Regions from separate parts of the Homo sapiens genome. Here region 2 is linked to region 1. A link is an interaction called in ENCODE POLR2A ChIA-PET data of the cell type or tissue named here. Cell type or tissue: PC-9. All regions are shown on one strand. Each heading gives the region's core, and the rest is flanking DNA. Links, peaks and the distances in the headings are about the cores only. Region 1 overlaps RETREG1 (reticulophagy regulator 1). Region 2 overlaps RETREG1 (reticulophagy regulator 1).

Region 1 (16,287 bases), core at 8,940-13,939:
CCCCTAAAAATGGGCTTTTCTTTTCTACCACATGGCCAGGCTGCAAATTTTTCAAACTTTTATGGTCTGTTTTCCTTTTAAATGTAAGTTCAAGTTTCACATCATTTCTTTGCTCACACATATAAGCATAGGTTTTTAGAAGCAGCCAGGCTACATCTTGAACACCTTGCTGCTTAGAAATTTCTTCCACCAGATACCTAAATCATCACTCTTTAAGTTCAGAGTTTCACAGGGCAGGGGCACAATGCAGCCAGTTGCCTTGCTTAAGACATAGTAAAAGTGACCTTTGCTCCAGTTCCCAATAAGATACTCATTTCCTTCTGAGACCTCATCAGCCTAGTCTTCATTTTCCATATTACTACCAGCATTTTGGTCACCACCATTCAAGTCTCTAGGATGTTCCAAATTTTCCTTCATCCATCTGTCTTCTTTTGAGCTCTCCAAACTCTTCCAACTTCTGCCTATTACCCAGTCTCAAAGCTGCTTCCACATTTTTATTTATCTTTACAGCAATGCCCCCACTCTTCAGTACCAATTTTCTCTATTAGTCTGTTCTTGCACTGCTATAAAGAAATACCAGAGACTGGGTAATCTATAAGGAAAAGAGTTTTAATTGGCTCATGGTTCTGCAGGCTCTACAGGAAGCAAAGTGGCTTCTGCTTCCGGGGAGGCCTAAGGAAGCTGCCAATCATGGCAGAAGGCAAAGAAGAAGCAAGGCACATCTTACATGGCCAGAGCAGGAGTAAGAGAGAGCAGGGGGGCGGTGCCACACGTTCTTTAAACAACCATATCTCTTGAGAACTCACTCACCATCATGAGCACAGCACCAAGGGGATGGTGCTAAACCATTCATGAGAGTCTGCCCCCGATTCAACCACCTCCCATCAGGCCCCACCTCCAACACTTGGGACTACAATTTGACATGAGATTTGGTGGGGACACAGATTCAAACCATGTCATTAACTTTCTACCATTTTTTTTGTGTCATCTATAATCCCAGGTTCATACCCATACCCATCTTCCCTGCATACTGTTGTTGAATATTATATTTATTAATTTACCATTAATACATGTACTATTTACATAATAGCTTATTCTCAAAATCTGCTATTGAGGGAGACTGAGGGCAAGTTTAGCAAGCATTGTCATTTTTTTCTGTGACTGATAAGGGTCTGATTCTCTTAGTAAGAGTGTATTCCTTTAAAAGCCTCTGATTATTTATGTGAACATAAATGAGAGATACACTCTTTAAAGGACTAAGTTGGGAATATGACCTAATTAAACAGCCTAGCATCTTGACTGAATATCTTAATGTGCGATAGTCACTCCAAGTTTGCCATCTTCCAGGTTATTGCTTTTTATTACAAAGGCTGATTCTACAAACAAAAATAATTTGAATTGGCCTTCATAATAAAAGCACTTTGGAGAAACTTGAGAATTCAGTGTTTGAGTTGTATATACCTGGTGCTCAGGACCAGTGTGGTGGGTACCATCTCTAAAAAGCAAAATTAGGAACAATATTGTTAATGACTTTTTTTTTTGTGCTGTAGGAAACATATTTTTTAGTATCCTCACAGGTTTCATATAAGTAGGCCAAATGTTGCAATGCAGGGAAGGGACATTTACTTTTGACTCCAACTACAGTAAACCCTGGGTTGAAATTCATCAGAAATTGTGGATCTTCAGTGGAATGCAAGAAAAGACTTATATCTAAATGAGCCAGCCTGCTTCACAATAACAGTTTTGTTTTCCTTGAGGAGTGTTTCTTGACTATCTGATATTATCTGTCCTTCAGGGATAAAGTAGAAATATTTTCTGCCCTCAGGGACAGTGATTGAAGCAAATCTTGGCATTCACAAATGAAAGGGTGTTGAATCTCCTGCAGGTCTCAAGTAGGTGCTTGTCCTATGCTAGTAATGGAATTTGCATTACTCATGCCCTGGGCTTATGAAAGTCTAGTTATTAAAATGTTAAAATTAAAAACGCTGAAAAATGACTTATACTTGGCATCTTGTTCATAGAAACTTGAAACTGTAATAAATACTATGATGGGTAGTTGAGTGTCAGCCTCCCAAATGATCTAGGTGGATTGGATAATTGATGATCACCTGGAGAAGTAGCAGTGCTCAGTTTGAGATAGGAGGTGGAAAGGGTCAATCGCAAAAGTAAGTAGCTGATCTCTGAGTCGTTTTAAACTTGATATAAAAAAAGGGAGAGCCCCAAATAGAACACTAAGTTGCTCTGAGGAAGATGGGGCTCTCCGGGCAGAAAGCTTCTCCAGGCAGAAAAAGCCAGCACTCACTGGCGCCTTCTGGTCCCTGGCCTTGGGAGGAGTCGCTCACGTGGCTAATTGGCCTGAGAAAGTGAACGCTTCAAGTTGAGTGCGATGTAATTTCTTAATCTTGTGTTTACTCTTTTTAATCCTCTAGTTGACAAATCTTATTTGCGTTGTCATGGTTCTAATTCAGTGAGTGCTCATGCAGAGAAATATATCTGTTTTTATTTTGTTTCTCTGCCTACATACAGTCATATGCAAGCACCTACACACAGAGGAACATAATAAGTATCCACAGGATTAAAAAAAATTCTAACACATTACACTAAGAAATGTTAAAATCTGTAACCAGATACTGACTGACCTTTCTAAGAAAAATTCGACAGGAATTAGCATCAACAGATGTCCACTACCAGTAGAGAGCATGAGACCCTTAGTCACTAGCTGAGAATGAAAGGTCTCCAAGCCAAAGCATATTTATAGGTGTGATGGTTGCAGCAGCTGTTTGTCATGGTTGCCAGGTGACGAGTTATAACAAATCCTTTTTTTTTTTTTTTAAGTTTGTCAATATGGAATGGTGACTTAGCAAACTTTCTGAAAAATATTGTTTGGCTTCAACTTCCATTTCTTATAAATTGAAAATAAAATAATGAGTAGTGTGAAATAATGTATACTTTCTGGAGGTATTATAACAGAAATCAAAACATCTTTGGAAATGATTATTGCACTATAAATTCATAAGGATGTGAAAAAGTTAAAACCTAACAAGAATGGTGTGTGTGTGTGTGTGTGTGTGAGAGAGAGAGAGAGAGAGAGAGAGAGAGAGGACAACACTGTCTGAAAATGTTCTCCAGCGGGGTGCAGTTGCCCTACAAAAACTTGAAAAGCAAAACCAAAAAGGGAGTCATTTTTCTCTGATATTTCATGTGAAGGTTGGATATTCGTCAGGGCCCAGTTCTGTTCTCTACTGGTATCACAAATGCTGGTGGGCCATGTGGGAACAGTGCCCGCAGGAGATACTCATGGATCCAGGGATCCCCAAGTCACACATTAAGGCTCAAGTTTTGCCCGCAGAAATCTCATATGAAATACCGATTTTCAGTTCCAGAAAGTCTTGGAATATATGAAGCATCTTTCTTTCTTTCTTCCTTTCTTTCCTTTCTTTCGTAGAGACAGGGTCTTGCCATGTTGTCTAGGCTGGTCATGAACTCTGGGGATCAAGGGATACTCCCGCCTTTGTCTCCCAAAGTGCTGGGATTACAGGTGTGAGCCACTGTGCCTGGCCCGTATTTCCTAATTAGCTAATTTTGAAGGCATTTTAACTGCCCATTTGCAAGAAAGAACAAAACAAAACTCTTCCCTATAGATGACAGTTGTTTTCTAGATTTTTAATAGGACTTTTTGTCTATTATTTTGTATATTTTTATACATATGAGGGAATGCATGCTAATTATTACCAACACGTAATGTATAGAAACATTCGGATAAGTGAATTAAAAACATGGTGCCACCAAATAACCACTGTTAATTATTTTTGATATTTTCTTCTTTGGATGTTTACTGTTTATATTCATTCAGTATTTTTATGTGCCTCATAGATGTCAAGCTCTGTTAGCTACTGAAGACAGAGCACTGTCCAAGAATTCCTTCATGGGATTTAAAGTCTCATAGGGAGTCAGTGTTACAAATGTCATAAATTAATTGCAATTCATAGTTGCCCTGAAAGAACGTTACCAGATGCGACGGTCGTGGTCGGTAACCAGGAGATCTGCTGTGTTTCAAGCCCTTTTCAGCCTCAGTTTTCTCTTGGGTAAAATGGAGATAACCCTGCCTTGCAGGGTATCGTAATGGGATGGGGTCCTAGGGGGATCATGTGGAGGACATTGGGACAGTGCGGGCAGAGTGCTTAACATAGTGCCTGGCACACAGGGAGAGCTTAGCAGATAGTTGCCATGGTCATGGTTATTATGGGCACGTGTTGTAATTGAAGTTTGTGAAGTTGGGTTCATGATTATGGAATCACTTTGTGGGTACTAATTTAGGAACAGCTGGAGGGGTTCAGAGAGAAAATAAGAATCTAGATGCCTTAGGACCAAGGAGTTTCACCTGGGAACCAAAGCCGCTTTTTAACTATTTTGATTTCTATTTGTGTAGCTTGGCATTTAGGGATCCATAATCCTGCCTGTGGCACTGCCCTAATGTGCTTCCCTACTCATCTTTGCAATGGTCCCCATGTTCCAATCCGGAGAGTGTTTTTTCTGTATCTCGCCCCACATTAGGAGCATTCCCAGTTCTATGCATTACTTCCCTATTCCATTGTGGATTCATTCTGTGACCTTGAACAAGATAGCTAATGTATCTGGGCCTCAACTTTCTCAATCTGTTGAACAGGAATAATAAACAGTAGTTCACTCACAGGTTGGTTGTAAGGATTGAAGTAAGTAGTAAGTTTATAAGATAGTAAGTTTATAAGATGCTGTTCACTACCTGACCCCTGGTGAGTGTTAGCTATTCTTTTTTATGGTGCCTGTAACCCCCTTTATTTGAATTGTTAACAAACTGCCTTTGCTTGATTTATTATATAACCTAATTGCATCTTTCCTTTCTACTACAAATTGCCACCTAAATAAAACTGTCATAGTAATCTGTGTAATCTTATAACTCTTTTTTAATAGTTACGTTTATTCATAATTTAAGATATTTTAAACAATTTTCCATTGCTCCCACTGAAACATGGGACACTTTATTTTGTTTTACAAATGCCAGAAACCAGCTTAAGGCACAAGGGAACTGGCTCCAATTATGGGGGATGTCCATGGGTGGATTTGCTTTGCACCTTGCCTTTTGGGCCCAACAGGACCCAAGAACTCAAACCTGACTATCAGGATTCATTCATATTCTCTCCCTGCCTCCCATATACTTTCTCCCTCCCTCTCTTTTTCCATCTACTCCAGGTTTCCTATCTCTGGTTGGTAATTATCTCCTCAAATCTAAAGCTCAAGAAATATGTGAAAATATTTTAGCTTTGATATATTAAAAATATAATTTTTTGCTTTCAAAAATAACTGAGTTGTAAAAACACTTTTAAGTTCATTAGTATATGCTAAAACATTGTCCTGTAAAATGTACAATAGTGAAAAGATCTTACATTTAACAAGCTCTCCTCATATATCCAATCCCCAACATAGTTTTCAAATTCATGTATCTCCAATAGCCCTAGATACAATTAAATGCCATTTTTTAAAGGTGAGTTTCATGTATCACCAGTGTGTGTAGGCTTTGCATCATTCTTGGGTCACATGTACACTTTAACTTATTGGTTACAGGCTGTGCCTTAGTCAACCCTCAGTCCCAGAGCCAGGAATGGTGACAGTTAATGTACATTCACTGCATATTTATTAAAACGAACAGAAGTTAAATGATAATGAGATAGTATTTCTTCTATGCCAAGATTCATTTTGTTGCAGCATTATTTTTTCTAGTGCTCAAAGATACTATTGGTGAAAGGGATGAAACAGGCTGCTAGCACATGTTCTGTCTTACAGAATTACAATCTATTTTTAAAGAGCACAAGAGTGTCCTATTTCTTAGTCTTACAGAACCCCCTAATGGAGAATACTGTGTGCTGCATTCTGAAACTGCCAGCCAAGTGCATTAGAAATTCCATTATGCAGGCATTAAACTACACAAAGACAAATCTTATAATATTTAAACATTGTTTTGATAACTATATTTTTTAAGGGAACAAAGGTACATGATAATTTAAAAGATACACATAAAAGTAAAATAAGTGAACTGCTTCACATCCCAGTTTGACTGAGTTATTTTGTTCATAACAAAACTCACCACTTTGTATCCTACAGTTGGCGGTTGAATCACTTAAAATCAGTTTGATCCTTTTAAGGTCTGCTTTTTTTTTTTTTTTTTTTTTTTTTTTTTTTTTGAGACAGAATCTCGCTCTGTTGCCCAGGCTGGAGTGCAGTGGCGCTATCTCGGCTCATTGCAGCCCCTGCCTCCTGGGTTCAAGTGATTCTCCTGCCTCAGCCTCCTGAGTAGCTGGGACTACAGGCGCATGCCACCAGGCCTGGCTAATTTTTGTACTTTTAGTAGCGATGGGGTTTCACCGTGTTGGGCAAGATGGTCTCGATCTCCTGATCTCATGATCTGCCCACCTCGGCCTCCCAAAGTGCTGGGATTATAGGCGTGAGCCACCACGCCCGGCCTAAGGTCTGCTTTTAAGACTTGTTAGGACCAGAGCCGCATTTAGTTTAGGACTGATTATTCTCTGCTACTGAGGCAAGACCCTTCTGAGTATTCTACCCATGTCTGTGAATTTTGAAGTTTTTCGGTCTAGTTGGTGGGACTAGGTGTCATTCTTGGCCAAAGACACTGTTCCTTCTAGTCCTTTCTGATGGCTCTTTCCTGGCCTCCGGGCTCCTCACACGCCTGTGCCAGCAAAGCCTCAGCTGAAGACTCCAGGAATCCCCCACATCAGACCTCTCCCTTTATCTCCCTCTGTACTGTGCTCTACTCTCTGGCACTGGGTCCTGCAAACTCTGGCCCCTTGGATCTCCTTTTTGGACCCTCAGCAATGTCTCCTCAACTCAGGGAGTTGCCAGGTGGTACCTGGGTTGCTGCCCCTGCTCCCAGGCCAGGAAACACTCAAGGCAGCGAGCTGGGTGATCACATAACTCCCTTATTGGTTTCTCATCCCTTAGGAGTCACTGTCCTTCCTTGCCTAATGCCCAGAGTTTTGAAAATCGTTGTTGCATAGATTTTCTTTGTTTCAGGTGGGTTGGGTATATCAGCTCCCTCTCACACCGTCTTGCCCAGAAGCAGAAGTCTCCCTCCTCTTTATTTGTAGGACAGGAATTCAGTGTTACTTTATCAAGGGTATTTCTCACAGTGACTCTTAAGGTAAGACACACCTGCCTCAGCATCATCTAGGACACCTGTTAAAATGCAGATTTCTGAGCCTCACCCAGGCCTGCTCCATCTCCATCTCTTCAGTAAGGCCCACACAGCTGCTGCTTAAACAGTGCCCTGGGTGTCTCACAACTACAGCTGCAGGAACTGCATGAAGGGCTTATTTGGCCAGACCTCCCAATGTATATGGTAAATTGTATTCTAATAGGGACAGGGAGGAAGAAAGAAGGGATGTTGGTTTGAAATTCTACTGAGAAGCCAAAGCTCCTTTCTGTGGACAAAGTGAGTTTGCTTATCTAAGGAGCCATCTTTCCATGTTTTATTCCCTTAGAGTTTCACTGGCAGGTAAAACCAGAAATTCTTCAGCTGCTGAAAAAGGACTTTGCCCTGGCTTAGGCTTCTTTGATAAAGAATTGCTTGATTGGAGAATGGCCTTCATCAAAACACCTGACTAGTTTTTCCGTAAGAAGGAAAACTTAACCAGATGGCATCTGCTGGGGCTTTTTTGGGAGTCATTTACAGTTACAGATCCTTGAGCAAAGCCCATTTGATAGATGGCATGGCCATGTAGAGGCTGGGGCTTGTAGTGACTTCTCCCTGGGAACTACTTGAACTGGACTGGCTACGAGGATGGAAAGTTGGGGATGATGGTCATCGGGGGTGACTCTTAAATGGTCTTTATCTTGTGGCTGGAGTGTGTGGTGAGTTCACTCCTTAGTGAAGGCAAGAGTGTGAGAGAAAGCTGGAAGGCTGGCGAGAGGGAGGGGAGATGGATAGAAAGATGAACCAAAGAACCTATTTCCTTTTGAACTTGGAAAGTGCATGGTCTCTCTGAAACTAAGGAGGAAATATTAATAAAGCTACTGGTAATGAATTTTCTCCCTTAGTTGAGCGTCAGTCACAGAAGACTTGTATTGTTTGTTTAGGAACTTAGTACAAACTCAAAATGTTTTGAAGCCTTAGGTATTTTCATTTCCTTTTATGTTAGTTGGGCCTTATGTTGCATGGTGATCAGTGCCAAGGATGGTGGGAAGACAGCTACACACCATGGAAAAGATCTGTTCCCCAAGCCTTGCCCAGCATTCACAGGAGATCTTTTTTCTAGTTATGTGTTTTCCAAATAAGGCTCTCTGGGAAAACCTAGAGTTTCATTACGTAGCAACTCAGCGTGTGTATGTGTGTGTGTGCAGATGACACCTGTGTTAAACATCAACCAACCACTAAGCGTAGATCTTGGTTTCTGCTGAGTATTTGGATTCTGCACATGAAGTGCTCTGTTTTCCTGGAAAGGGTTGGTCCTGCATGATGGCACGTTGGTATTGGTCAATCACACCTCATCTCTTCTGGTTCTAGGAAGGAGTGAGGAACATGAAATGCTCCTTCTCATTCTGAATTGCCATGTGGTCTCTTCAAAGAATATCATTGAATGTATTCACCCTTTGAAGAGGGCACACATTTTAAAGGATCAGAACTGTATTGGAAACCCAGAGTCCTGGCCTTGGGTCTTGGCTCTGCCTCATACTAGCTGCAAAAAGTTGGATTTCACGTTCCTCACCTATAAAATAAGGGAATTTGAAAAGTTGACATCAAATGTCCCGTCTCATGACAAATTATCTAATTCTGTATAACCTAAATTGAACTGTGGTGACATAAATTAATGGTAAACTCACTGGAAGACTATAGAAATGTGAGTTCCTATGGTACTCAGAATTAATCACTGGGCAATTTAAAACTATTGTTAAACTCCCAGGGAGCACCTGTTTTTGGTCCAGAAGAAAAGATGTGGAGTGACATCTTTTTTTCACCCTGGAACTTACATTTTCTTTTTAAATCATATATATTTCGATTAAATTTTATTCAGCCCAATCTGAACATTTATTTTTAATCTCAAACACTTATTACTCTTTACAAACCCATTTGGTTAGATATTATTTTCAGGTTGTACACAATGAATTTCTCATTTCTGTTTGTGATTATAACAATTCAAATATCAATTATAATTTATTGTGTTAATAAAAATGTAAGTAATGATGAAATTTATTGTCCCAAAAAACTATTATATGAAGCTTTTTAAAAGGGAAAAATGTAATATAATTAAGAGTGTTTTCTTATGACTATGGAAGATAGTCAAAGATTGCATATTTTTTTCTTTCTTTCCAGCAAATAGTGTTTATCTATAGACACAGAGGAATAGTGCTACCAGCATTCAAGTTTTTGATAACAGTATTTTCCACATTTAGTGTGATGCAAGACACAAAGGGGGAACTTAATAACTTTTTATTGAATAAATGAATAAATTAGTGGATAGATGGTGTCCACTTGAAGTCCCCTGTGGAAAATAGATAAGACCCTTCCTTAAATGCTAAAGAGAGTTTTTAGTTATTTCATAGTAATCTCTATAAAACACTTTAAGTTATATGAAGTCTTTGTTCTAACATTATCTCTATAGTGACAATTTAGTATTATACTAGGCTCTTTTACAATTTGGGGACATTTACTTAAGCAGTAATAAAAAATATGTAAACAAATATGGATATGGTGTCATTTCCAAGACATGAATCCTAAAGATGATATTAGAACAAAGTTCCAGCATCTGTACAAAGTACTATTCATTCAAAAAAATATTTTTTTGTCCTCGCGCAGTGGTTCATGCCTGTAATCCCAGCACTTTGGAAGGCCAAGGTGGGAGGATTGTTTGAGGCCAGGAGTTATGAACTGTTCATTTATTCCATCTTAATGTTTAAAAGAAAATAACAAATCCTTCCATTATAGCTTTTCATTGATTTTTGTTAGAATTATATTGGGCAAACAGTTCAAATGCATCCTTAAATAATTATTCAATATGCATAGAGAGCAGAAATTAAAATGTTTTCTGTCATCTTCATGGTCCCATTAAACTGAACAGTAGCTTAGCCTGTCTGTGCCAATTTGCAGCAAATCTATATTATTCTGAGAAAACAGACTGCATTTTAATAACCTTATATTTCCTTTGCCATATAGCTTTTGCTCTCTGGTGCAAAATCTTTTCCCACTAAGCAGATATCTGTGGCAAGATTTTGCCACAGATATCTGCTTCTTAGCTATGCACTTAGTATTTTAATAGATGTGGAATCATGGGGTATGCAAACCTGGTGCCAGATATGGTCCTGCTGAAAACAGATTTGCTCAGTGATTCAAGAGTGGGTAGAGTTAATGGATGCATAAACCATCCCCAAAAGTTCATTTCTTCTGACAGACAGGAAATCTACCTGCAGGAATAACATCAGCCTGGACAACTGGTAGCTCAGTGACTCTCCAGAGCATTAGTTGAGGCTGAAAGAACAAAGAGGAAGGAAAATGGTATACTTCCCCCCTTTTAAAATATGCTATTGCACTCATTTAAACTTGGATTAAAATTATTTTTATAAAAAGGAATTGTAATTTACAAATTGCCTTACTATTCAAAATATATTAAAAGTCACAGAATCTGTATGTACATAAACTTCTGTATAGTTGAGCATCTAAGGGCAAAGGTAGTTTTGATTTGTCTTAGGGCTACTGGAATTGAATCCAGAGATCAGCCTCACCCTGGTACCCTACCACAGCTCAGATGATAGTTCACTAACAATTCTAGTCTTCTTCTAGAAACTTTGCTGCTTTTGTTATTGCCATATCCATAGCTCTGTGGCAGTGCCTTCAACATGGTAGACACATATCTCTCAATAATCTCTTAAATGAATGAATTTGAGGATTCTTAACAGGGCTTGTTTGAACTGGTATGTTTTTATGAGTTAGGATTGCAAGAGCAGGAATTAAGCTTTATGTCATTGTAATGTTAGGGAATGACATGTATTTACATGTGTCTTCTTCCTGGAGTGATTGTTTCTAGTTTTTAGCTCACTGAGGTTCCTGTGGAAAATGAGGGCAGGGAGAAAGCTGGTTGCCGGCCCATGCATCACACTCAACACATTCTAGATGATGATTAGGAAAATGTACTCTGGAAAAATAGAGGATATTGTAAGATCTTTTTAACAATTTTCTATAGAGTTTTCCAACCATGGTATATATTGAAAATACATTGTTGGTATTTATTCTTAATATTGTATGCTTAATTCCAAGGTTTCTCTAAAAGTACTGTGGTTTCCCAATCCTTAAGGTTTAAGACGTTTCTAACAAGTCTTCCATGACCTAGTCTCCTCCTACCCCTCCAGCTTCACATGTTTTTCTTCTGGTTGACTTTGCTGGAGTCACATTGAGACTCAATAGGATAGCACATTTAAGCTCCTTCCCACTCCAGGGCTTCTGCATATATTGCATGTTGTTCTACCTGGAACCCTATGATTAACCTGCTGATCCATCCCATATCTGAGTTTTAAAATGACTCTTCATTAAAGATGTCCCTAAGCCTCACCCTGTTCTCCCTGAGTGTTTCCCTGATTGTAAACAGACAATTAATTAGACAGCTAATTGTTTCTTTTGACATGTGAGTTTCCTGAAGCAGGTGTCTGGATAGTTCCCTTCTGAATTCACAGGGCTTTTCCAGAGGGTGTGGCCAACAGTAGATGCTCAATAAATATTTGCCAAAGCCATAAATGTTGAATGAATCATCCAAAGTTCAGTAGTATTTTTTTTCTTTTTGTCTCTTTAGCTGGGAAGTTATCAATTCCAAACCAGATGAAAGACCCAGGCTCAGCCACTGTATTGCAGAATCATGGATGAATTTCAGCATATTTCTTCAAGAAATGTCTCTTTTTAAACAGCAGAGCCCTGGCAAGGCAAGTTTTCCAGTAAAGGAGTATGTTTTAAAATGTTCAGTTACTTGGAAACAAATGAACTAACCTATTTTATCAGCTTGTCAGATTTCTCCAATTTTAAATATAATATACTAAGAACATATGCCATAAAAGCTGGTATCAGCAAGGTTCAGATGTGTGAGTGTGCGAACACTAGATAATCCTCAGCCTCACATTGTGAAATTGGATTGGTTTTACATTTTATATATATTTATCTAGCTCATTAGCTAAAATGAATGGTGATTGGTCTTATCAGCAAGACTAGGGAGAAAACAGTCTTAAGAATTTCAGTTATCGTATTTAGCCTGGTGCTGAAGTCAAAGGGAGATGAAATGAATACATAGTTCTTTGACTGTGCTTTTGGAGATAACTGAATCTTATTTTCAAGCTAAAAAGTGGAGATTCTTGTATGATTTACTTATTTAAGAAAGAAAACTTTTGGCAAAAACATTCATAGTGATTATATAAACAAAATGAGTATTTTTCCAATTAAGATAAAACCCATGAGGGGGAAGTGTCTTACATGGTTGGGAAGGGATTACATGGAGTGCTGCACATACTTGTATTATTTTATGCATAAAGGCAGCTTTAATTCTGATCAACTGTCTTGATAGCTTGGGTGAGGTGCAGAACCATCAATAGACCTTGTCTATTCCAGTGTTGCTTTCAAGCTCCTTGAATATCCACCCGTGGATAGAATGAAGAGCTAGGAATGTCAGCATTGAAAATCTCTGTCTTTGTACCTTGTATAGGCAATATCGTAACTTCAATAGTATTAAATAATAGAACTATGCTTGGAGACATTTTGAGTGTATTAAAGTGGCAGTATTGCATTTGGATGCATTTTTTTTATTCATTGAAGGCATTTTTTTTTTTTTAGCATAGATACCTATATTTGGGGCATGATGTGCTGTTGATGTTGATTTTACTGAAGTGATTAAATGTATTTTTGGAAGATTCTAAACTTCAAACTTCTGCATTGGGTTGCATTAATGTGCCCCAAGTCAATTAGCTTAAAATGATGATGCTACAAATGTAGGGCATATTATGAAATCCCTTTGTAAAACTAAATTCTGGATATAGTAATGCTTTTCTTGGCTTATTTGTTCCTTTGACTTTTATGGCCTTTCCATTTCATTTATAGAATTCCAGATTCTTTCAAGGGCCCTTGCTGTTTTAGAAACAGCTCTTAATTTTGTTCCACAAGTCATCTAATCTACTTTTGACTAGTTAATTTATTAACTCTGTACCGAAGAATGAAAAATCAAAATTAAACTTAGATTTAGACCCCTTTGCTCTTTATCATCATCAGTTATTGGTCAGAGGTATGTATTCCTTCCTCCTGTATCTTTTAGAAACTCCCTTAATGAATTTCCTTTGCTTGCTTATCAGTTTAATTTACTATCACTGTTTAAAGATGACGAAAAATGTAAGACAGTTTAAGACTGGAGGGTGAAAAATCAGGTGAAGACTTTATGGTAACATTTTTCTGCCTTGATGTTTCTAAAGGGAATTAAGGATATTTTCTGATGTTTTTAAATTTCTTAAAACAATCAAGATTTTTTAACCATAAATGACAGAAGGAAAATAAACATGTCACTGTAGGAGTTTCATTTCAATGGCAGTTTTTTTCTAGGTGACTTAGAAGTGGGGTCAGTTTGAGCAGTATATATGGTTAGGAAAGAGGATAGTGATGGCCATAAATTTATCCTGTCAGCTTAGCAGCTATAAATTACATTAGATTTGTGTAAATTACGTTAGATTTGTGTAGATACCTCTAATTTCTGTAACTTGTTTTGCTGTGTTTTTATGAATTTCAGTGGGCTTATAGTGGTAGTTTGAACTTTCAGATGTAGTTATCAGGCCGCATTAATTTCCTTAAATGAGCGAAGTAAAAGAAGTTTCTGGGAACATAATAGTTTTCTGTTCTCTTGCACCTGGCAGTAATATAGCCACAGGCATGAGTAATGGGAGTTGTCACTCTCTGTGCCAGAAATTAGCTCCTGTGTCCTCAAAATAATTATTACCAAGTGTTGAAATGGACTAAGACTGGTTGAATGCAGCAGTCATTAGTCAGCCCTTAGTGCAAAATAATGCTCTTTGGAAAAAATCTGTAATAACCAGATAGGTCACTTATACCGGTCACTATAGATTTACAATTGTGTGTGTATCCTGTGCTCCGAAATATCTTGGTGTTATGCTTAACTATCCCATGTTATTTCTATTATTTCCAGTTTTGTCTCCTGGTCTGTAGTGTGTGCACATTTTTTACGATCTTGGGAAGTTACATTCCTGGGGTTATACTCAGCTATCTACTGTGTAAGTATAGTAGAACATATGGCTAAGTGTTGTGATGCATATGGTATCACCTTACGGTCAACAGACCTGTAGTTTGAAGAGGGGGGATGAGTTCTTAACTATAATACAAGTTGATTATTCTTTAATCTCCTGCTGTACAAAGTTTCTCCATTTTCCTAGAGACATGTCTCTATTTTAAAATTGGAAGAATAGCTGCAAAAGGCAGAATTATAAGTGAATAATTTTATGTTAAATTTTGTCAGTAAAAGTATACATAAAGCTGTATGCCCCACCTCCCAAAAACACACCAACACCTTTGCCTTCGTGCGTGTTCTTTGGCTCAAAAAAATAATTAAAACCACAATGAAATACCATTGCATCCCTACCAGAATGGCTAAAATTAAAAATACTGACCACATCAAGTATTAGGAGGGATGCAGAGCAAGTGGAATTCTCACATACTGTTGCGGGGTAGGTAGAATGTTAAAATCACTTTGGATAACAGTTTGGCAGTTTCTTAAAAACTACTACATGACAAAGCTATCCCACAACTAGGTACTTACCCAAAAGAAATGAAAGTACAAAGACATAAATGTTCATAACAGATTTATATGTAGTAGCCAAAAGCAGAATATAATCCATACATCCATCAATTGGAGGAATGGGTAAGCAAACTGTGGTATATCCATATAATGGATTACTACTTAGCACTAAAAATGGATACATACAACACTAAAGATAAATCTCAAAATAATTAGACTGAGTAGACAAAACCAGATGAAAAAGTGTGATTCCATTTATATATTATTCCAGAAAATTCAAACAATCTTTAGTGACAAAGCAGGTCAGTGGTTGCCTGGGGATGAGGTGGGTGGGGGCAGGGAGAAGAGGCAGGAGACTGGAAGGAAGGTTGAATAAAACCATGAGAAAACTTCATGTCTACTGGTAGACATGTTCACTATCTTGATTATGGTGATGGCTTCTTAGTTGTATGCATATGTCAAAATTTATCAAATTGTACACTTTAAATACATGTATTTTATTATACATCAATGACCACCCAAAAATGTTATTAAAAAGTATGGATTTTCTTCACCTGAAAACTATGATCTGGCACTGCTACCTTTCGATGGGGCAGGCACTCTCCACTTAACATACCCCCATATTTTCCAATTTTTCTTACAATGGACTTTAAAATTTACATACAATTTCTTGGCCTCTAGAGACATTTGAGTTTGTAGCTCTTATTTTAAAATATAATACGGGACACTTCCTAAAACGAACAAAGAAATAAATATTGGGAATACAATACTTAGAGTGTGGCAATCTTTGCTTCTTTTTGTATTCTTAATGCATAATGCAAATGGCAAATGGTCAGAGCTCAAATCCATTCTCCCCAAAAGAAGTCATATATAACATCAGCCTCATGATGACATTGTTTAGGAGGTAAAGGAGAAGAGGACTGGGGAATGAAAGAATAATTTGGGCAAGGCATTATTCAGATGGTTTGCATTGATTTCATTTATGCTTCACAACAACCCCAAGAAATAATGTTACTATCCTAATATTATTGATGAGAGGCTAATAACTTTCCCATGGTGAAATGGCATTGAATAAACACAGTTAAACCAGGACTGTTGTCTGGAAGGCATGTAATTTTTCTATAAATTTTGAGAATAAAAGGATTGAAAGGAGGGAGTTGATCTAACTGCACCTGGAAACAATGACTGTGAGCATTGTGTAAGTGTGGGTATGCATGTGTGTGTTTGTGGGTGGTGGTAGAAAATGTTTACCTTACAGAAAAAGAATAGAAATTATAAACTTGTGTAAGTGTGGGATGCATGTGTGTGTTTGTGGGTGGTGGCAGAAAATGTTTACCTTACAGAAAAAGAATAGAAATTATAAACTTATTTCACAATGGCATTTCCCTTAAAAAAACTTAAGTTTTTCAGTAAAGAAATGTAGTATTTTGTGAAATACTGAAATGTACGTAGCCTTTTGAAAGGAAAGGCATTT
Region 2 (16,287 bases), core at 5,894-10,893, 110 kb before region 1:
GGGCCTTACCCTTGCACCCTTGCAATTCCCAGCGCTCTTTCTGCTGCTCGCTCAGTTATCACCCTGGAGCTTGCTTTCCATCTTCCAGATGTTTGTTGATATCCCCACTGTTGTCTCCTTTCCTGCTTGCTTTTAGCCTCATGCATGCATATCTTTGTCAGTATTTTTACTTTTGATTCTGGCGTGGTTTGGGGAGGAAGAGGAGAAAGATATGCATGTTCAGTGTGCCATGCCTGACCACAGGGCTGGCCTCCCTACCTGAATGCTGCTTCCAGCAGAGCAGAGAGCAGTCTGTTGCTTCAGGCATGTATCCCAGCACCGTGGTATATGGTAGGTGCTCAGTAATTGAATGGGTAAAACTTTAGTGACACCCTCTGCTTTTTCATCCACTTCCTCATGATTCCCATACTTTTGGGCAAGGTATCCAAGTTCTCTGCTCACCTCCCTTGAGAAGAAGAATTTCTCTTTTCCCATTTCTTTTCCAAAATACTGTGTGGTTGTGATAATTCCTATCCAATCCAAGTGCAGCACTTTATAGATTTTAAATTAAAAATTGGCGTGATGATAATTTATTACTGAGTAGTAATATGTGTCTAGATTTTGAAAAGTTTACTGATTAGAATATTAGTGAATGGAGTATATTTGGTTCTAGCTAGTCTCACTAAAGCATGAGAATGGCATTTCATTACAGCATTTCTTTTTATTTGTAAAAAATTTACTTATTTTTTCCTTTTTATTGAGACAGGGTGCTGCTCTGTTGCCCAGGCCGGAGTGCAGTGGTGTGATCTTGGCTCACTGCAACCTCCACTTCCGGGCTCAAGCAGCCCTCGCCCATCAGCCTCCTGAGTAGCTGGGACTACAGGTCTGTGCCACCACACTCAGCTAATTTTTAAAATTTTTTGTAGAGATGGGGACGCACTCTGGGGTCTCACTCAACTCCTGATTGAGCCAGCCTGGGTAACATAGTGATCCTCCCACCTCTCAAGTGATCCTCCCACCTCAGCTTCCCAAAGTGCTAGGATGGTGAGCATGAGCCACTGTACCCAGCCTGTAACATTTAAACAAATAGAGCATGATTTGTGAATGAAATGCCCCAGTATCAAACTCTAAATCGTAGGTGTCTTCAGCCTACCTTGATCTGACATTGAACTTTAACTGTAGTGGTCCTCCAAGATCTTGGTGGGGTCCATCACTTACAAAGGATGGTTATAAAGGATGGTTAAAGGTGGTTCTTAGTGTTTAAAATCTCTTGGGAGAGATGACATGGAAAGCAGCAACTAGTTTGGTATGACAAATATGAGTAACAGGTATCCAGGCTGCTGCTACTATGGGAAGGAACAGAAGTCCTCCAAATCTGGTGACTGCAGGGAGGTCACACTTTTGTGAGTTGTGAATGCTAAGTAGAAGTGGTTTGGGTGAATCAACGTAAGCAGAGCCTTCCAGGCTGAAGGAGTCACAAAGGCTCCGAGGGTGACAGTGAGTAACACGGCCCTGGTTTGTTTCATTAGCAAATACTCACTGAGAACATGGTAGGTAGAATCACTGTGCTAGACACTGGGGACACGGTGTCTTCTTCCCTCATGGAACTCACAATGTGGGGAAGAAACTCAGGTCAGATATCCTTTCCAGCACATTCTTTTAAGTGCCATGCTAGCGGTATGTAGGAAGGGCAGCCATGGTGGTTGTAGTCTGGAAAGACCTAGAAGAAGTGACATTTTAGCTGGACGTAGAGAGTCAGTAGGCGTTGGCCAGGTTGCTGGGGTGTGCAGGGGAAGGATTTGTTCCAAGCCCAAGGGAGCAGCATGTGTGAAAGTCCAGAGGGAGGAGTGTGGACTGCCAAAAATGTGCACAGAGTTCCGTGTGGTCGGGAGGTGGGGAGATGGAAGGGGAGGGGGTGAGGCAGGGCAGGAGGTAGGGCACGGTGAAGAGCCTGGAACTGGAGTGGAGGGGTTTGGGTTTCATCCTGAGTGCAGTCAGAAGCAGGGGCTGCCCAGTTCCCTCCAGTGTAGTTCCTTACCCCTGGGGCAAGGAAGTCGTGCCAGCGGTCACAGGAGGTGAGGCTGGAAAGGAAGCAGGTCCAGATCTTCAGGGGCTTAGGTACTAGTTCCAGGACTGGGACCTCTTTCAGGCCTGGAGAACTGACGGGCCATTACAAACAACCCCTGGCACTGATGTGATTGGTTCTTTGTAGAAAGCACTTGAGGGGCAGTGAGGAGGGGCATGTGGGAGACATGTTGGAGGCTGAGAGTGGGGCAGCAAGGGGAAGTCTGTTTTCTATAGGAAGCCACTGGTGGGGTCACTCTTGTGGGTGGGGGAGGACCAAGGGCAGTGCAGGTTGGAAGTGCCCTTCTCCCTGGGAGGGTTCTGGAGGTGTGGCTGACTTCAGGCTGAGTGTGGGGCCTTGCCCAGTGCAGAATGCCATCCTGAGAGAGACTCCTGGACTCCCCAAGGGTACTCAGAGTCCAGCAGAGAAAGGCAATGTGCTTTTTGTGGCACCAAGGTTAGGGGTTAAGATTTATGATGCTTTTGGATTTAATGATGAAGGTACAGTGACAAATCAGTGAATAAGGATAATGTTACAATTCAGAACTAATGGGTGTGGAGCACTTATCCCGTGTCAGATATTTTAGGCCGTTCACCTGTAGTGTCTCTTACTCCATATACATAACAACTGTTGGAGGAGGTAGGTGTCGTTACTAATATTCACAATGACACTGAGGCACAGAGAAGTCAGGTGACTTGCCAGGGGCACACAGCCACACTTGTGTGGTTGCAACTGTTTTACACCTGGGTGGCCTAATTGTAGTTTATCCTCTACTTGCTGGGTTATTTTGCCCATTATATGCATTTGCCAGCCTACTTCTTCAGGATTCTTTCCACGTCCTTTGGTGTAGATGCATTTTTCTGTTGTCTGACAAATGTCAGTAGTCTAACTATTGACTGATGACTTCTAGTACATAGGTAAGCAGAGAATCAGCCAGACTCCTGTCCTATTGTTTCTCATGCTTTAGATCTTCAGGGCAAGCTTAAAGCATTTCTTTTTGCCTTTTGTACTTCCAAGGCCCAACATCTGCTTGCGTATAGAAGCTGCATAAGATTTTTGTGGTCCATTCTCTAGTTGGACCATTCTTTAGGTGTGACACAGGGCTTCTTTGTCACGTGTCTCCAGGCACTCACACAGAAAACAGCGTGAGTGGCATTCCCTGGAGTTGCAGTGAGGTTGCCTGGCTGGATGTTGTGGGCTTTGCTGAGTTTTGCCCTGGAGGGTGCGTGTCAGGCCAGGTAATTGGCCTGGCTTTGTGGGAACTGCCGGATCCTAGAATAGGCTGTGCTTAACTGAATGAAAAGAGAATTCATACTTTGGTCTCAGCAGGACAACTTTCAAAACAAATATTCTAGTCTGTGATTGACCAGGATGCATTGAGTTGAGAGCGTCACTACTGCTTACATTTTAGGTTTGGCTTCGAGCGTAATGCTTAATGCTACATGGGTGCCAGTTTCCCCTTGTCAGCTTCCAAAAAGCCACTCTGGCAGCTTTTGCATGTGTTTTGCCAGTCTGCGTAGCAGGGAAAGAAATGTGCCTCTGGAGTGGCAGATTTCAGCAAAAGAATCATATTGAAATCATATCCCAGAGCTGCCCAGTTCTTTGAAGGCACTAGTCTGTTTTCAGTATTTCAAACGCATCATGGAAGATAATTATTTCTATGATCAAGTTGCACCAGCTCTGACCTAGTAAACCATATTATTTGTTTCATTGGCAGTTAAAACCTTTCAAAAGAAGGCATCCATATGATGAAATGAAAGGAGAGGAAATCTTTGCTCCAGTTTAACCACCTCGTGTTACAGATGAAGAAACTAAGTCCCAAGGTCCCTCAGCTGGTGACATTATGACCCATATCAGAGTCTCCTGACCTCTTTTTTAAACTACATGCACTAAGTGTTGAGACAGTGAACATGATGAAACTTAGGAAGGCAAAATAATAATGTTCCCTAGTGTGAGAATCACTAATTATATTTTGCAGGTCAGTGTGGGAACTTTACTGTATTGGCCCAACCATGTCTTTGGGGTCTTTTGAGGGTCTGGAGTATTGACAGATCTCCTCGTAATCTTCCAGGACCCTAAAAAGCTCTTAGCTGTGAGATTCAGGCCGTTGTCTCAGACTTCACCATCCTTTCTTGCCCCCCTGACAAATGAGCCCGGGTTTGCTAAAAGTCACTTTGATATAAGGAGGCAGTCAAGGGCTTCCTCTTGCTCTTAGTAGTAATAGCTTGTATTTGATCACATCTACTTGAAACAGGTGTTTAACATTCAGCTAATGGTAGTGTAGCCTTCTTAATGACGAGAGTAACTCCTTCCAGAAAACTTTTCATAGGAAGAATTTTTGGCAGTTGAAAATGCATTTACTATTCCAAGGAAACATTTTGTTGTATGCTCGTAACTAACAAGTTATTACTTGTGTCTGCTAAAACAACACCAAGACCTGTTAAAATGGACATGGTCACTTTAATATGGTAGTTATATTAGTAATCATAACACAACTCAGTGACTTTTTTGGTTAATAAATTCTCTCTGAAAGAGCTGTTGACCTCTTTTAATTAAGCTCTTCTGTAGCTATTAAACATAATACAGGGTGCCTACAAACAAAACATACATGCACTCGGTGCTTAAAAAAAAGATCTTTCTGGTGAAATAAAAACAAAATATAAAAACAAGGACTATTAAAGGGGTCTATTAGAACAGCAAGGTTTAGGGGGCCTCGTGTACAAGACTGCGCATGACCGCCATCCTGACGGGACTCTCACCATGAGTCAGGAAATGGCTTCATGGTTTCTGGTCTGGGGCTCAGTTACTTATGAGTTGCATAGATCCAAATACCATCTTTGCACATGGAGAAAATGGCTCATAAGCTGAAGGAAGGATATTATATGAAACTCTCTTGCAACTGAGTTTCTGTAACCTGGATGGGTATATCTTGGGATATTCACTGCAGTCTGGAAACCTTACTTCATCTCTTTCTTCATTGTTTTAGAAATGAATGTATGTCTTCCTGGCATACCTTCTGAATTTAACTTCCAAATACCTTCTGGATAAATTGAAAACAACACCTTGCATCATTATGTCATCTGTCACATCAGAAACCTTTAGTGAGAGACTTTTAGCCAGTTTGTGATGGTAGTCTATGAAAAATGCTTTGTGTGGTTGTGTTTTGTTTTTTGTTTTTTTTGGAGTCTTGCTCTGTTGCCCAGGCTGGAGTGCAGTGGTGCAATCTTGGCTTACTGCAGTCTCCGCCTCCTGGATTCAAGCGATTTTCCTGCCTCAGCCTCCCGAGTATCTGGGACTACAGACATGCGCCACCACGCCCAGCTAATTTTTGTATTTTTAGTAGAGATGGGGTTTTGCCATGTTGGTGAGGCTGGTCTTGATCTCCTGAGTTCAGGTGATCCACCCGCCTCAGCCTCTCAAAGTGCACGGATTATAGGTGTGAGCCACCACGCCCAACTGAAAAATGCTATGTTAAGCGTTTAACTTTTTTTCTTATAAAAGTTGTCTACATATTTAAAGATATTTAACAATGACATTTCACGTTTGGCTCATTTTCATTCAGTCACATTTAAAAATCTATTCTAATACACTTAGAACTTGTAGCTTTCATTTATCAAAATGAAAGTTGGGCATCAGGAGAAATTTTGATTCTTAATCGTATCACTGAATACAGCCAAAAGGTTCAGCACCCTTGTACATCGATGCACTGTATGACTGAGAAGTTTAATTCTGTGTACATGCCAGCTTTTGTTTCCGATGGTGCCCATCAAATCTCTGCTGTGTGTAGGTTTTGCCTGGTACAGACAAGTTGTATCTTAAGATTGTGAGACTGTGATCTAATACATTTTGCTGTGGGCCTGTGACATTGAAAAACAGTGGGTGTTGGCCAAAGAACCAATCATGGGCTACCATCCCCAGAATGTCAGTGATGATCTTTGGCTTTTTGTTGGAACTACCAGGTGTCTAGAAAGAAGGCCAGACATTCGTTGTATTCGGATTTGGTGTGGCTTTCACAGTAAACATGGCTGCTTAGATTTGACGGAGGTGCATCTGCTGCAGCTCCTCTGGTGATAGGGACACATGAGTCAGCAGAGCACCATTCTCTTTGACCTCAGCCACACCATTGCAACATGACTTTAGTATGGGGCAAATTAGGAGAGCTAGATTTACTTCTCTTGGTTATCAGAGGCCAGGTCTTCTGAAAGAGAAGAAATAAGATTTGTCTAAGCAGATATCCAAGGGCCATTCATGTTATCTGATGCTTCCCAAAGGGTCTTTAATAAAAATGGTATAGACATTTTAATGTTCCCCATAGTTTTTTTTTTCCCCCAATTTGGCAAGCTGTCATTATTATGATAATGTGCTTTAAGGAATTTATGATTAATGATTACATTGATTACATGCATGGTTAATTAATTACATTAATTGAATCATTTGTACAACAAATACTGAATGAGCAACAGCAAACAAAAAAGTATTTATTGAGTGCCTGTGATTGGCATGCAGAGACCTAGTGCTTGGGTGACAGTGGTGAACAGGAGAGATGGTCCCTTCTCTCACAGAGCTTGTAGTATGGGGTAGGGAAGGACAGACAGATGGGAAACAAATGGCCAAGCAAACCAGCATACAAGTGGGAGTCAGAAGGCGTGCTCTGAAAGGAAAACACATCACTCCGGGGGAGCAGTGGGGTGACCTAATTTAACAGCAGGCTGCTAAGGAGACTGGGTGGAGTTTTCCTTGCTGAGTGTGACCACTGGGCATGGGATGGTGAGTCAGGGGTTCACTGTTGTGCCTTTGCCGAGCTTTAGGAAGCAAACGCCTTTTGTCAAAGAATCCACATTTTCCTTTTCTTTTTTTTTGAAAAACTTTTAAGTTCAAGTGTGTTATATAGGTGAACTCATATCAAAGTTTGGGCTTTGTTGTACAGATTATTTCATCACCCAGGTACTGAGCCTAGTACCCAATAGTTATTTTTTCTGCTCTTCTCTTTCCTCCCACCCTCCACCCTCCAATAGGCCCAGTGTCTGTTGTTCCCCTCTTTGTGTCCATGTGTTTTCATTGTTTAGCTCCCACTTATAAGTGAGAACATGTGTTATTTGGTTTTCTGTTCCTGCGTTAGTTTGCCAAGGATAATGGCCTCTAGCTCCATCCATGTTCCCATACCGGACATGATTTTTTTTTTTATGGCTGCATAGTATCCTAGGGCGTATATGTACCACATTTTCTTTATCCAGTCTATCGATGAGCATTTAGGTTGATTCTGTGTCTTTGCTATTGTGAGTGCTGCTGCAGTGGACTCACTCGTGCATGCACCTTTATGATAGAATGATTTATATTCCTTTTGGTATGTATTCAGTAATGAGATTGCTGGGTTAATGGTAGTACTGTATTTAGCTCTTTGAGGAACTGCCATACTGCTTTCCACAGTGGTTGAACTAATTTACACTCCCACCAACAGCATGCAAGTGTTCCCTTTTCTCTGCGATCGTGCCAGCATCTGTTATTTTTGACTTTTTTGTAATAGCCATTTTGACTGGTGTAAGATGATATCTCATGGTGGTTTTGATTTGCCTTTCTCTCATGATCAGTAATACTGAGCTTTTTTTCATACGCTTCTTGACTGCATGTATGCCTTCTTTTGAAAAGTGTCTGTTCTTATCTTTTGCCCACTTTTTGATGGGAAGAAGCCACATTTTTATTTATCAAAATAGTTCATTCTTTTTTGGTACAGTGGACTTGAAGTTCTGATGTAGTTGAATTGATTGGGATTATTTTTAAAAGACTGGCTCGACCGAGGGCATTTCTTTGTTATTATTTTACCTCTGTATTCACTTCTCATCTGATTGAAATATAAGCTTAGGATTGTGTTGTAGACTCTATTCTAGTCCAGATTCACAGTGCTGATTATGAACTGGTGTCATGTGGTTGAAGTGAGGCATTTTCTTTTCTTGTTGCTGTTTCATGTCAAATGTTACAAACACAGACGCTGTGGCACTCCTTTGGAGAGCTTGCTGAGGAGCTGCCACCTTCCCTTATTATCTATTCTTTTATTCTTGTTCCCTGCATTGTTTTTCATGGGCTTTGTCTTTCTTGTTTGGAGAGTAAATATGGCGCTGGAAGTCACAGGTGGAATTATCAGGAGAGACAGATGTTTTCCGTTGGACTTGGTTAGGGCCTGTGCTAAGGGAGGGCTTCGTCCCCCTTGTTTAATTAGAGAAAGTTGTTAGGGTTGTTTGCACCCCTGTGTACTGCTCATGTGTGCACACAAAGGGAGCAGAGATCTGCGGACCTGCTGGGTAAAGGGAGCACTTTCTAGCAAAGCCATGTGAATTGGTAAATGGCGTGGGAGGGGGTGGTAACACTTCTCATCACCTTTTCTTTTGTTCCTCCTGTTATAGCTCCTTTTTGACAAACAGGGAAAAGCATTAAAAACAAACATCCCCAGCGACTCACTTTTAACAAATCAGGGTGGTACTGCTGTTCAAGTCCTCATTCTGGCTCTCGGGCTCTCAGAGTCAGCATGGGGTGGTTACCTGTGGCATTTGCTTATTTTATAGGCTTGTTATGTTTTAGTGATTGATTCTTTCCATATTAAGAAGATATGGAACGTTTCACTGTGTTAGTTTGTATTCTTCTCCTATTGAGTTACAAAAGGGTTTCACTAATGATGAAGTATCAAGTTCTTAACCCTAAAGAGGTCATCTCAGAACCAGATTTGTGGCTGTCTTCCTGCATCTCAACTATGGCTTGAATTCTTTTGGGCTAAACTTCAGCCTAAGTCATCTCCTTTTCCTCGGTTTATTTTCCCTTTGCCCCAATTCCTTAGTTTTTTATATTTATTCTGTGCTATGATAGATATTTAAGTTCTCTCAATTGGTTTTTGGACTGAGGTGTAATAGAAATAAGTGCTATGGAGGCAAGCAAATATGTGTGTGTGTGCATGTGTGTTTGCATGTGCGTGTGTGGGTATATTTGCATGTGTGTGTTTTTTTGTGTTTGTGCATGTGTGTGTGCGTGTGTGTGTATGTTTGCATGTGTGTGTTTTTTGTGTGTGCATGTGTGTTTGCATGTGTGTGTTTGCATGTCTGTGTGTTTTTTTGTGTGTGTTTGTGTGTGTGTACCCACCGGGGAGTAGGGGTTTCTGGGAAGAGGTGAGCTTCTAGCTGGGTGAACCCAGTCCAATGACTTACTCTTTCTTAGCTTTAGTTTTCTTATTTGTAAAAATTGGGTAATGCCATCACTTCACAAAATAACAACGAGGCCCTGGGAGACAGCCCGCCTCGAGTCCGTGGCCCATGTGGATTCTGCAGCACACACGCCCCGAGTTTCACTTAGGCTAGGGGTTCTTTTTCAGAATCATAATTTTTTCATTTCTAAGATATTTCATTAAGTTTTATATTACTACTTGTTTGTGCTATTTGCTGAAGATTCTTTTAAAAATCAAAGTGTAAAACAGGACATTAAAATATTACTTCACATAAAAGAACCTTGAAGGAAGCCTGACCTGCAGCTTGTCCTTCGAGGTGCAGGTTCTGTGAATTCCAGGAAACCTGGCCGTACAGGTGCGTAGCCTCTGGGCTTTTTTGTTACCGCAGGCGCTGCTGTCGTGTGTCAAGGTGTGTGGTCTCCATCGGTGTGGGCACCATGACCTGTGAGTGTGAGGGGCTTGTCTTGCCCTGACCCTCAAATACTCCTGAGGGATCCTGGAGGTCCCAGGATCAGCAGCTGGGGTTGGGGGAACCTGAAGAATTGAAAGCTGTCAAAAAACATTCATTCTCATCTGAGGTTCATTCTCAGTTTAGAATGTTCTGGAAATAGGATCTAGGGAACTTAGAGGAATGGCGTCCATGAGGCAGCTGCCAGTTCTCTCTCATGCTTGTGCACTTGGACATGAGCATGGACATCCTCTTCCACTCTTAGTTGTTTGTTTCTTCTTTTACTTTGACCCATAGGAGAGAATCGGAGTGTTTTCCTACCTGGGATGACACAATACAGTCTCTGGCCTTGAGGTGGCCCTGCTCATCAAAGTTCAACTGGAAGGTGGCCATTGGCTTCAGGGCCAGAGTGGACTTTCCTGATACTTAGTATTGGTGCCCAAATATTTGTCACTGCTTTTTACTGTCTCAGGCTTGGCCACAGAGTAGCGGGGAGTTGCAGCAATTCCTCATGCACTGGAATTGACGGCCATGGTTCTCCCCTTCCATGCTGGCAGGTAGAAAAGAAGACTTGCATTGGGCCTGGGTGCAGTGGCTCACACCTGTAATCCCAACACTTTGGGAGGCCGAGGCAGGCGGATCACTTGAGGTCAGGAGTTTGAGACCAGTTTGACCAACATGGTGAAGCCCCGTCTCTACTAAAAATATAAAAGTTAACTGGGTGTGGTGGCACATGCCACCTACTCAGGAGGCTGAGGCAGGAGAATCACTTGAACCCGGGAGGTGGAGGTTGCAGTGAGCCGAGATGGCACCACTGCTTCAGGCTGGGTGACAGAGACTCTGTCTGAAAACAGACAAACAAATAAACAAACAAAAAAGAAAGACATGCATTGGATACACTACAAACTCCTTTTTGAAAAAAAAAAAAACACTCAAGTTTTGAAAACATCTTTCTCCCTGTGTGGTCAGGGTTGCCGCACCCAGTGGGATTATAATCCCCAAGAGTGTCAACACTGTTTTGCCCCTTGAATGTATCCAAATAAACTGGGACAACAGTCCGCATCCAGGTCTGGATTTTCTATGGTTTCTTGAACATTTTGTTGTTGAATAAGCAAAGGGGGTGGTGTTTTCTAGGCACAACTACTGGATGTGGGGCTCTAGATACTAAAGGAATGTCTGTGTAAGGAGGCTGCTGGCACAGCCCAGCGGTACTGTGTGCATGCACGGAGTGACCCGGGTCAGCTTTGCTGGGCAGAGCAGCTTCACTCTATTGATAAAGGGCACTTGATCCTGACCTTCAGATAAGTGGCCCCCAGAGGATGACAAAATTACTAATTCACTGCTCAGTAGATTTTGTATTTGAGGATTTTGAAACAAATTAGACGGTTGCTTCTCTGTGTCCTGTGTTCATTTAGAGCTTAGTAAGTAGGGTGAGCATATAATTTATTGTCCTAACCTAAGTAGGCCAGGACACGGTATATACCAGGATACTGTGGCCTCTCTGATCTTAAATAACCTGTTGGCTCTAATCTGCATAGTTTCTTACAGCTCGTTCAGATATTTCAGCCTTGATCTCACTTTGTTTACTGAGTGTAGCAGCATGAGTGAATGTTTGCCTTTCTGGCAGGGAGTTTGGGAGGATGTGGATATGTCCTCAGCATGGTGGGGCTGACAGGGCACAGCACACGGCTTGTTAACTTTGACACAGGAGTGACCTTGGGGCCGGCAGGTGAGTGGTCCACACACTTGGTGTTATGGGCTGAATCGTGCTGCCCCCAAATTCAAATGCTGAAGTCCTGACCCTCAGCACACCTGAAAAGGTGATTATATTTGGGGATAGGACCTTTAAAGGTAGTCAAGGTTACATGAGGTCACATGGGTGGGCCCTGATTCAATATGACTGGTGTCCTTATGAGAGGCAGACACCAGGGATATGTATGCAAAGAGGAAAGACCCTATGAGAATGCAGTGAGAAGGCAGCCATCTGCAAGCCAAGAAGAGAGGCCTCAGGAAAAACCAAACCTGCAGACAGCTTGATCTTAGACTTCCAGCCTTCACACAAATTGTGAGAAAATAAACTTCTGTAGTTTAAGCCACCCTGTCTGTAGTGTTTTGTTCTTGCAAAGTAATACAGTTGGCCCAAGAGATGTAAAAGCCTCAGTCCCAGCTCTGGAAGTGATCGCTCTGGCCTCAGACTGGGAGCAGTGGGGAGGGGGGTCTGGACACATGAAATCTTACTGTGGAGCCCAGGAACTTGGCAAGGAACAGTCCACTGTATGTGTCTGTGATCTTGAACAGTGGGTTATTAGGGTGTGATCAAGATTCATTCACCTGGAAAGGGATTGGCTGGAGCTGGGTAAGCAGACCTCTGGCAGGGCTTCCGGCAAAGAGGGGAATGAGAAGGATCAGGCTTGCTGCGGGAGAACCAGGCAGAACAATTGAGCACACCCAAGGTAAGAGTGGGTGCCACATGGATGCATGTGGCCAGAGTCTAGTTCTTTGCATCCTTGGTTGGAGTTGGAGAAGCAAAATCATCTTCTACAGCTGTGGCAATGCCATCAATCTCAGAACTGTGGAATATCTGAATTTCTTTTTGGGACCCTGGACAGGGTCAGGTATATTGGAATGGGTTCTTGAACAGACTGTAGACATGAACTGATGAGTGGGTGACCACAACTGAATGAGGATTTGAAAGATAGACGTCCACATGACAATTACTTTTCAACTCTGCTCTCTGGAACAGTCTGGTACATTGAGATTGGTTTATTAAAGCAGGATGCCAGGGAACTCTACAAATGATGTTTAAATGGAGCGGTGGACTCTGAGTCAAGAAGACCCAAGTTTATATTCTGACTCCATGATTTGGACAAATTGCTCCAACCTAATCTATTTATGGATATATAATTTCCATGTATCTAAATTCATCATGTTGTTTAGGAACATTACATGCGATGGAGATGTGAAAATACCCAGCTAAGGTGGGCTTTGATTACACATCAACTTTTTTTCTGTAGTGGGCATGCCTAGGACGGTTCCTTGAATTCATTACTGTGTGTCTTGCTTCTCTCCCCATCACTCACCCAAGAGCTCTTCTTCTCAGAAGCCTTTTCAGCACCTATCACTATGCCTTATTCCCAGTTGCAAAGGACTGAGTGTCTCCTTTTGTCCCCGCATTCTTATGTTGAAACCCCATCACCAATGTGATGAGAGGAAGCCTTTGGGAGCTGATTAGGTCCGGAGGATGGAGCCCTCATGAATGGGATTAGTGCCCTTTAAAAGAGACCCCAGAGAGATCTTTTGCCCCTTCTACCACGTGAGAACACAATGAGAAGTTGCCATCTCTGAATCAGAAAGCAGGTCCTCACCAGACACTGAATCTGCTAAGGCCTTAGTGTTGGACTTCCCAGCCACCAGAACTATGAGAAATAGATTTCTGTTGTTTATAAGCCACCCTGCCTGTGGTATTTTGTTACAGCAGCTGGAATGGATTAAGACACCAGTATGTGCATGTGTTTATGTGTGAAGGAAGAGGCCCCAAAGCTCAGTTTAATATTTGGATCTGTTACACCGCATTCTCTAGAACTAGAGTTTATAGAATCAGATAATATTTGAATGGGAAAGGCCCTGAGACACCTTCGCAGTCCAGTGGTTTGCAAATCTGACTGTTAGCATGTAGGTTCCTGTACCTCTCCTTGGAGCTCTGACCCACCCAGTCCAGAGTGGGACCCAGGAATCTGCAATTTCTAAAAATGCTTGTGACCAGTCGAAGTAAAAAAAATGCCCCAAGTAATTCTGATGATGATGAGGCAGTTTTAGGAAGGGCTTATCTAGCCAGTGCCTTAATTTAAAGATGAAAATACCGAGGCAGAGGATATGGAGGTGTTTCTCACTGGCCATGCTAGACCTTCCACCTAGCTGTGATTAGGATCCCACATTCATATTGTAAGTTCCCACTGGGCAGACACAAAGATGCCATTTGCATAAAAGATAAAAGACACAAAGATTTCCATTTGCATAAAAACCCAGCTGCCCATTACCATGGCTTCCTGACCTTCATGAGTTTATTTCTTCTTTCTTCTCCGTACCTCCTGCCACACCGTTTCTTTCTTTCTTCCCTCTTACCATCCTGCACGACATTGCAGTGTATGACTTTGATCTGTTATTCATTTTTCTTATAGCTCCTTTCTATGACTGAATCTGGTAGTTAGTATTTAACTTATGGCTAGCTGATATAGTTTGGATATTTATTGCTGCCCAGATCTCAGGCTGCAATGTGATCCCCAGTGTTGGAGGTGGGGTGTGGTGGGAGGTGTTTGGGTGATGGGGGTGGATCTCTCATAGCTTGGTGCTGTTCTCAAGATAGTAAGTTCTCTTCAAGATCTGGTAGTTTAAATATGTGGCACCCCCTCCCCACACTCCCTCTTGCCACTGCTCCCACCATATGAGATGCCTGCTTCCCCTTCACCTTTCACCATGATCATAAGCTTTCTGAGGCCTCATGAGAAGCCGAGCAGATGCTGACCCCATGCTTCCTGTACAGCCTGCAGAACCAAGAGCCAGTTAAATCTCTTTTCTTTATAAATTACCCAGTCTCAGGTATTTCTTTAGGGCAATGCAAGAATGGCCTAGTACCTAGCTCAGCTGGAGTGGGCTGCAGAACTTGACTCACCCGCCCTGCCTCGAAGTCCCCTTCCCTGCTGTGACCAGGTCAGGTAGAAGGTGGAATAGGAGTGGGCAGGTATTCAATTTATACACTAGGTGGAGCTAAGGAGCACATTGCACTGCCCTAGGGTGCCCCTGACTTGATTTACCCATGGCTTTTCTCATAATTCCAGTGCAAGGGTGCACAGTAGAGCATGCTCAGTTTCTCTTTGCCTTGACCTCAGATGGCCTTGGTTCCATCCTAGCCATGCCCTTGGTTTCTCCTACTCTTTAGGCACAAGAACGCAAACAGAATACAAACTCCCTGCTGCTCCTCCCCACTGTCTTATCTGTTTGTCCACCATGCCTTGCTGACCTGGGCACATTCCCTGAATTCACTGGATTATCGTGATGTGCTTCTCCTAGAGTAAGGTTATTCCCCTCCTCCACTGCAGCAGACTCTGATTGTTACTACCCACCATTTCCCTGTGATTGATATCTTCCAGAATTTCTCATCTCTTTAGAGAAAGGAGTCTATTACCTACCACCCTCTTTTCCTCTCCTCTGATGCTTATAATTCATTTTCTTGGCCATCACAACTAAAGAAGTACTTCCCTAGGGAAAAAAAAAAGGCTTCTGAGTTCCATTTAATCCTGGATTTGCAATTAAATTGTTATTGCTTTATCTCACTCCATTTTCGGATGATCGTCCTTTCCAAATTATTTAAAACTATATATTCATGTTTAAGAAATGTACCCCCCAGCCAACACACATACATGTTTTAAACAGCTCTGAAAATGGGATACATATTACAATTGAGAGGGTCTTTATTTTTTTGGCAGCTTTTTTTCCTTAATAGTGCACAATTTAATTTCACACAGCATCTTCAGTTACTAATTTTGCAGAATCTGCATAAAAGGCCAGGAGAAATTAAAGCCAACTTTAGTTGAAACTCTGAATTTTGTGATATTATGATAGATGGCTGCAGGTATGTCTAACTCTTGAGAAGATAATTATCTTCCAGCAAAATGTGATGATCTGGACTTTGAATAATGTTTGGTAAATCATTATGCCTTACGAGACCCTTTTTTCTTTCACAATTAGAGCCACCATAATATTAAATAAAGCCAGGAGATGTTAAGAACTCAGTTTAGGGCTAGGTCTACAGTTATATATATTTCATTTTTTAAAATCATTTATTCAATATTTAATGAACATTTAAATTGAATGGAGGGATTGCTACTTGACCGTTAAGATCCTTTCTGGATTTCATATTCAGTGATTCTGATTTTCTGTGTAAAATCTTAATTTTTTAAATTTCAATAGATTTTTGGGGAACAGGTGGCATTTGATTACCTGAATAAATTCTTTAGTGGTGATTTCTGAGATTTTGGTGCACCCATCACTGGAGCTGTGTGCACTACCCAATGTGTAATCTTCTATCCCTCACCCCCCTCCACCCTTTCTCCCAAGTCTCTGAAGCCCATTGTCATTATTATGCCTTCGTGTCCTCATAGCTTAGCTCCCACTTATGAGTGAAAACATACAATGTTTGGTTTTCCATTCCTGAGTTACTTCACTTAGAATAATGGTCTCCAATTCCATCCAGGTTGCTGCGAATGCCATTATTTCATTCCTTCTTATGGCTGCAGTTATGTATATTTCAGTAAAAGAAAGTGAAACCCTATTTTTGGATCTCCATTTTAAGAGTTACAGCAAATAATGCAGATTCATTTCCATATAAGAACTCTGAAGAGTTCCAATGCTTTTATCCATAGATGGTCTTTCTTTGAAGACAAAAAAAATATGTTTTAGCTGTTGATAGCATTCATTTCATAGTACAAAATGGGTTGTGCTTTACTCAGAAATGAGGGTTAGATTTTTACACATGGAAAGAACTAAGTCTTGTGTTTTTTATCCATTATCAAACAAGATTTGCGTGTGTAT

Evidence for each region. ChIA-PET counts read pairs that join two places held together with the same protein. Peaks named below come from ENCODE experiments on the same cell type or tissue, not always from the same donor. Only the 100,000 strongest peaks of a DNase experiment are listed, where the experiment ranks them.
Region 2: POLR2A ChIA-PET joins it to region 1 with 8 read pairs; 2 of 35 experiments call an interaction of 5 or more read pairs at or near these places.

Annotation. Positions count from the first base shown.
Region 1 is chr5:16,479,014-16,495,300 of GRCh38, reverse strand. RETREG1 (reticulophagy regulator 1) reads left to right here. Exons shown (of 9, transcript NM_001034850.3): 4 at 11,829-11,955; 5 at 14,208-14,292. Among named protein-coding and RNA genes, the nearest start is that of ZNF622, 21 kb to the right of the region's middle. In PC-9, for the core only: no CTCF peak of the experiment used is centred there; a DNase peak (open chromatin) is centred at 11,770.
Region 2 is chr5:16,583,658-16,599,944 of GRCh38, reverse strand. The region is part of intron 1 of RETREG1 (reticulophagy regulator 1); the gene reads left to right. Among named protein-coding and RNA genes, the nearest start is that of RETREG1-AS1, 24 kb to the left of the region's middle. In PC-9, for the core only: no CTCF peak of the experiment used is centred there; no DNase peak of the experiment used is centred there.